2 separate regions of the Mus musculus genome follow, and region 2 is linked to region 1. Evidence: chromatin contacts called from ENCODE POLR2A ChIA-PET data. All regions are on one chromosome and are shown on one strand. Each heading gives the region's core, a stretch centred on a gene start or an enhancer-like site at or near the end of the contact. The rest is flanking DNA. Distances are from core to core; before and after follow the strand shown. Region 1 holds the start of Klf1 (Kruppel-like factor 1 (erythroid)). Region 2 holds the start of Mast1 (microtubule associated serine/threonine kinase 1).

Evidence for each region. ChIA-PET counts read pairs that join two places held with the same protein, here RNA polymerase II (POLR2A).
Region 2: POLR2A ChIA-PET joins it to region 1 with 15 read pairs in embryonic stem cell. The contact joins the promoter of Mast1 here to the promoter of Klf1 in region 1. POLR2A ChIA-PET finds 5 or more read pairs at or near these places in 5 of 5 experiments (Patski and embryonic stem cell).

Annotation. Positions count from the first base shown.
Region 1 is chr8:84,900,707-84,903,406 of GRCm38, reverse strand. It overlaps Klf1 (Kruppel-like factor 1 (erythroid)), which reads right to left and starts at 1,425. Exons shown (of 3, transcript NM_010635.3): 1 at 1,292-1,425; 2 at 1-718. The coding sequence starts at 1,378.
Region 2 is chr8:84,936,020-84,938,719 of GRCm38, reverse strand. It overlaps Mast1 (microtubule associated serine/threonine kinase 1), which reads left to right and starts at 1,367. Exons shown (of 26, transcript NM_019945.2): 1 at 1,367-1,525. The coding sequence starts at 1,443.

The sequences.
Region 1 (2,700 bases), core at 176-2,675:
GTGCCAAAGTTCGCCGGCTGCGTTTGGGCGGCGCAGTTCCCGGGGACAAGCCTGCGTCTCCGGCGATCGCAGTGGCCCCGAGTTCTGTGGCCACAGTCCCAGGTCCCAGACAATTCAAGAAGGAAGGGGGCGCCGTGGGACCAGCAGAAGGCGCCGCGAGCCCGCGAAAGAGCTGGAAGTGGCCTTGGTACTGTGGCGCGGGGTACAGCGCGGGGTATCCCGACAGCAGCCCATAGGGGGCGCCTGGAGCTGCGGGCACCGCAAGCCCCGCCCGCGGGAAGAAGCCCCCTACGGAGCCCGCTCGCGAGTCGGAGTACGAGGGCTGAGCCTTGGGAGCGAGTCCCGGGGCCAGGGCAGGGGCCACGAAGGGTTCAGGGGCTGGGGGTCTCGGAGTCGGGTGCGCCCAGCTTGTGTGCTCCTCGGAGCCCAAAGGCCCAGTCACCAACCCTGGGCCACCCGCATAGGCGCCCAGAGACTCAGGCGGCTCGAACTGTGCCACTGGCCCCACGCTGGGCGCCAGGGCACAGGTCCGGGAAGTGCCGGGAGACTCGGAACCTGGAAAGTTTGTAAGGAAAAGATCCGGGTCCCACGCACAGGTCACGTCCCTCTCATCGTCCTCTCCGGAAGGGTCCTCCGATTTCAGACTCACGTGATGGGACGGCCCCGTGGGATTCGGGGGCCCCGGCCCCAAATCCTGCGTCTCCTCAGACCGCCACCACTGCGGGAGGGAGCGTACTGCTTGAATGGTAGGCACTGGGTACCTGGCCCTCAAACAACCCTGGCTGGAAACACCGTTGGTGCCTGTCATTTACCCACACGGTTCCCCTAACCCCTTTCTCAGCTCCAGACAACTCCATTAGGTCTTGCTAGAGACAGCTAAGACACTTACCAAGAATAGTATTCAGGATGGGAGAAGGGGTTGCAGAGTTCTGAGTCAAAGGGGACAGCTTCGACTCCGTTTTCCCTAGCCTTTCCCTGTCTTCACATAGCCCAGAAAATTACAGCTCAAAGCCTGGAAATCCCAGGACACCTTTATCTGGACCTTTGTCTCTATGAGCCTAGTCTCTTAAGATATAGAGCTTAGAATTCTGCTTCCTGTTGGAGAAATAGGCCTCACCTTGATCTCAGACCCCTAGAACATCTCCCCCAAACAAGGCTCAGAGGCTCTCCCACTCCTCCACCCCCAAAAAACAGAGCAGAGGATATTAAAGTAAGATAGACGCCCCACCCCTAAGCACTATGCCCTATGCAAGACCACCTGCCCCCTCCCACACACTCACACTGGCCCCACCTTGAGGAAGTCCTCCTGGGTGTCCAGGAACTGTCCCAGGGTGGTGAGTGTACTGATGGAGGGTAAGACAGTCTCAGCTGAGGCCATGGCTGGCTGGTGTCCACCCTGGACCTCAGGCCTCCTCTCTCTCTTCTGCCTCATGGGCTATGAGGCTAGGAAAGTTTCTTGGAGGGCTCCTGTCTGCCCACATCTGATTGGCTGTCTTCCCTGATAAGACCCAGGCAAAGCAAAACGGCAAAGGAGGGGTGTGTGCGATATGTGTGTGGTGTGCTTCTTTTTTTTTTTTTTTAAGGTTTTCGAAACAGGGTTTCTCTGTGTAACTGAGCCCTGGCTGTCCTGGACTGGCTTATGTAGACCAGGCTGGCCTAGAACTCACAGACATCTGCCTACCTCTGTCTCCTGAGTGCTGGGATTAAAGTTGTGATGTGTCACTTTCAAGGAATAGACCTCACCCTGGCCTGTTTTCAAACTGGTCCCTGAAAACCAACCCTGTATGTAAAGTCAATCAGATGTCAAGGAATAGGGGCTTCAAAGTTTTAGGATTCAGGTTGGGTAAAGAAAAGTCCTGGTCGCTGCTCCCCACCCCCACCCCACCTCCCACAGGACTGAGAAGACCCCTCTGGTTTGGTTTCAAGTCTCTCTCCAAGGAGTGGACCAGGAAGGATAGATTTCTTGGGAAAGGTCTTTGGGACCCTTTGACCCCCATGGAGACCACTGCAGTCCTTACTCTCCCAGACAACAGCAGCAACGGTGCTAGTGGCGGGCCTTGGCACCGGCTCCCTTTCAGGCATTATCAGACACACCAGATGTTTCAGGCCGCTATCAGGTAGGGGGCCCAGAACAACCATAGCTCTGTTCCTCCTTGAGCAGAAGAGCTGGGGGTTGGTGCCACAAATTATTTTAGCTTTGAATTGCTCTGTTGTGTTGAGGTCTGAGCTGTTTAGCAAAAGGAGTCCCCTCAAATCAGCCCACTCTGGGGCTCTGAGGACCCTCACTGGCTACTGCATGGAGCTGAAGGGGATGGCTAGGAAGTTTACAGTGTGGTGGGCTAGGACCCATAGATGGAGCTGCAGCTAGTATGCCGTTCAGAAGAGCTCAGCCCTGACTCTGCCTAACGGCTCATTGTGTGCGGGACCCCATGATAGATGGCCTGCTATTCCCATACTTCTATTCTGGTGCCCTATGAGTCAGGGTAGGGAAATGGGGTGTCACGGGTACAATAATATCACACATACACCATCATTGCTCGGTGTCCATAGGGGACATCAGATCCATTATAGAAAATGGTACCTAGTCAGGCATGGTAGTGATGCCTTTAATCCCAGCACTTGGAAAGCAGAGGCTGGTGGATCTCTATGAATTTGAAAGGTCTGTTTGGTCTACATAATAAGTTCCAGGACAACCAGGGC
Region 2 (2,700 bases), core at 118-2,617, 35 kb before region 1:
TCAAAATTTCTTCTCTCTCTCTCTCCCCCTCTCTCAGTATGTGTGTGTCCATGTGTTCGCATGCATGTGTGTGTCAGCATGAGTGTGGAAGTAAGTAGCTTTCTCTTGGAATGTTGCTTGCCTTACACAATGTGGGTCTTAGGAATATACCTCAAGTCACCAAGCTTCTTGGTCACTAGATCCTCAAGCCAGGCAGTGGTGTCACACGCCTTTAATCCCAGCACTTGGGAGGCAGAGGCAGGTGAATTTCTGAGTTCAAGGCCAGACTGGTCTACAGAGTGAGTTCCAGAACAGCCAGGGTTACACAGAGAAAACTTGTCTCAAAAAACAAAACAAAGAAAGAGAGAGAGAGAGAGAGAGAGAGAGAGAGAGAGAGAGAGAGAGAGAATTTTTCGGTTTAGGGTATAGTTCAATTGGGAGAGCGCACTGCACAAAAGCTTGGCTGATAAACAGGGTGTGGTGGAGGGTGGAACATGCCTGTGACATCAGTGCAGAGAACCTGTAGGCAGAATCAGATGATCAAGGTTACCCCTCAGCTACTCAGCAAGTTCAAAGCCAGCCTGGACTTCCTGAGACCCTGTCCGGAACAAAGGACAATGTTTTACAAACACTGTCGTGGAGGCTCACAGTTGTGATCTGAACATTTGGAAGGTGAGGCAGCACTATCTCAGTTGGAGGGCAGCATGTGTGACGTAATGAGCTCCAAGCCATCCTGAGATATATGAGATTCTGTCTTGTCAAAAAGCCAAGTAAGTAGGGCGGTGGTGGCGCACGCCTTTAATCCCAGCACTTGTGAGGCAGAGGCAGGCGGATTTCTGAGTTCAAGAAGGCCAGTCTGGTCTACAAAGTGAGTTCCAAGACAGCCAGAGCTAGACAGAGAAACCCTGCCTCGAAAAACCAAAAAAAAAAAAAAAAAAAAAAAAAAAAGCCAAGTAAAACTTTATTTGCATGAACTTGTTTTTAGATGCCCAGTTGGGTCTATTTCTTGTGTAATTGAGCCTGTTTTGGTTACTGGGAATCGGGAGAGGAATCAGGAAGGCAAGGGTGACATGGTGATGCTGATGAAGCTCAGGTGAACGGAGAGGCATCGTGGGCAGTGGCCACTGTCCACGCTGACCTTCATCTTTTTTACCCCCTTTTCTTCCAGAAGGATTTACCCCTGCCCCGGAAAAGCAGCAGGTGAGCCTTGGGGGAGAGGTGCATTGGGATGAGGCCCCCAGGTAGGGCATCAGGCGTGCACACGGGCGGGGCCTCGCGCGGCGACACCCCGCAGCGCCCCCTCGCGACTGGCTGCAGCAACAGGGCCCTCCCCTCCCCCGCCTTCCCCTGGCCGCTGCTGCGGCTCCAGCCTCCGCCCAGCACACTCGCTCCCCGCGCTGCCGCTGCCGCTGCCTCTGCTGCTGCTGCCGCCGCACCTGCCACCATGTCGCCGCCGCCGGGTCATGTCTGACTCTCTCTGGACCGCGCTTTCCAATTTCTCGATGCCCTCCTTCCCCGGCGGCAGCATGTTTCGCCGCACCAAGAGGTAGACCCCCAACCCCTAGACCCTGTCCGGGACCTCCGGGTGAAGCCACCCTGCCGGCTGCTGCGGCAGGGCGGGGCCGGGATGCTGCTAGCTGTCCAGCTGCGCCAGAGGTGTCCGCGCTGTGCCCTCCCGCAGGGGATGGGGTTAAACGCGGACAGTGCGGGGCGTGCTGCGGGGGGAGACTGAAAAGGCCTGAGATGGGGAAAGGGGTCGTGCCTGCGGGGGGTTGCAGCGCCTTTGTTTGCAGACGCTGTGGGCTCAGGCGGCCTGGTGGGGGTAGGGGAATGCGGGGAGGGGGGCCTTGGCACCCTCAGAACAATAGCCGCAGCTTGGTTCCCCCCCGCCCCCATCTGCGTGCTCTTGGACAAGCTAATATGCTCAGTCACTGCGGCTGAGAGCGAGGGGGCTAGAGCGAGTGGGGGCTCTTCTTACCCAGCTGCTAGGCAGAGGAAGGGGGGGTCTTTATCACTGCAAGAAGCCTCCCAACTCGAACACATCCTCACACTGAAAATAGTGACACAGCGTCACACAGAACATGACCACACACATACAACCCTAGTGACTCCCATACACTGGGAGGCACCGCATATACTCAGCCACAGGTCAAAGCCATGCACAAATAGGGTCACCTCCCGTGTCACACACAGACACACACGCGCACACACACATCGTGTTCTCCTAGTAAAATGTCACACGCATGACTACCCACCAAAACAACGTTCCCATCCAAGATACATAGATCCAATTTCAGAATGAGACAACCATACGCCTAACAACATCACAGCATCTGTGTCACATTGACACCAAGATAAACAGACATAGGGACTCCTGCAAAAGCAGGGACACACAATCACATAGCAGATACCCGTGTGGTACATGGCTGCATGCTTGGATGCACCCGTTGTCACAGGGTGTTAAATCCACACACAGTAGATGTTGAACACACACAGCCAGCATCTCTCATGCTGATAACCCCAACTGACATCGGCACATCTGCAGCTTTCTGCCTTCATGCACCATGCTGGAGTTACACAGTCATGAACAAGCTGTGTTTCCCACTGCATCACCCACACAGAAGGATGTACCATCACACAGAGAACATACATGACACACTAGTGTCATTCAGTGTAGATCTCATACAGTGGATGCCGCATGTGAATGCTATGGGCAGACTC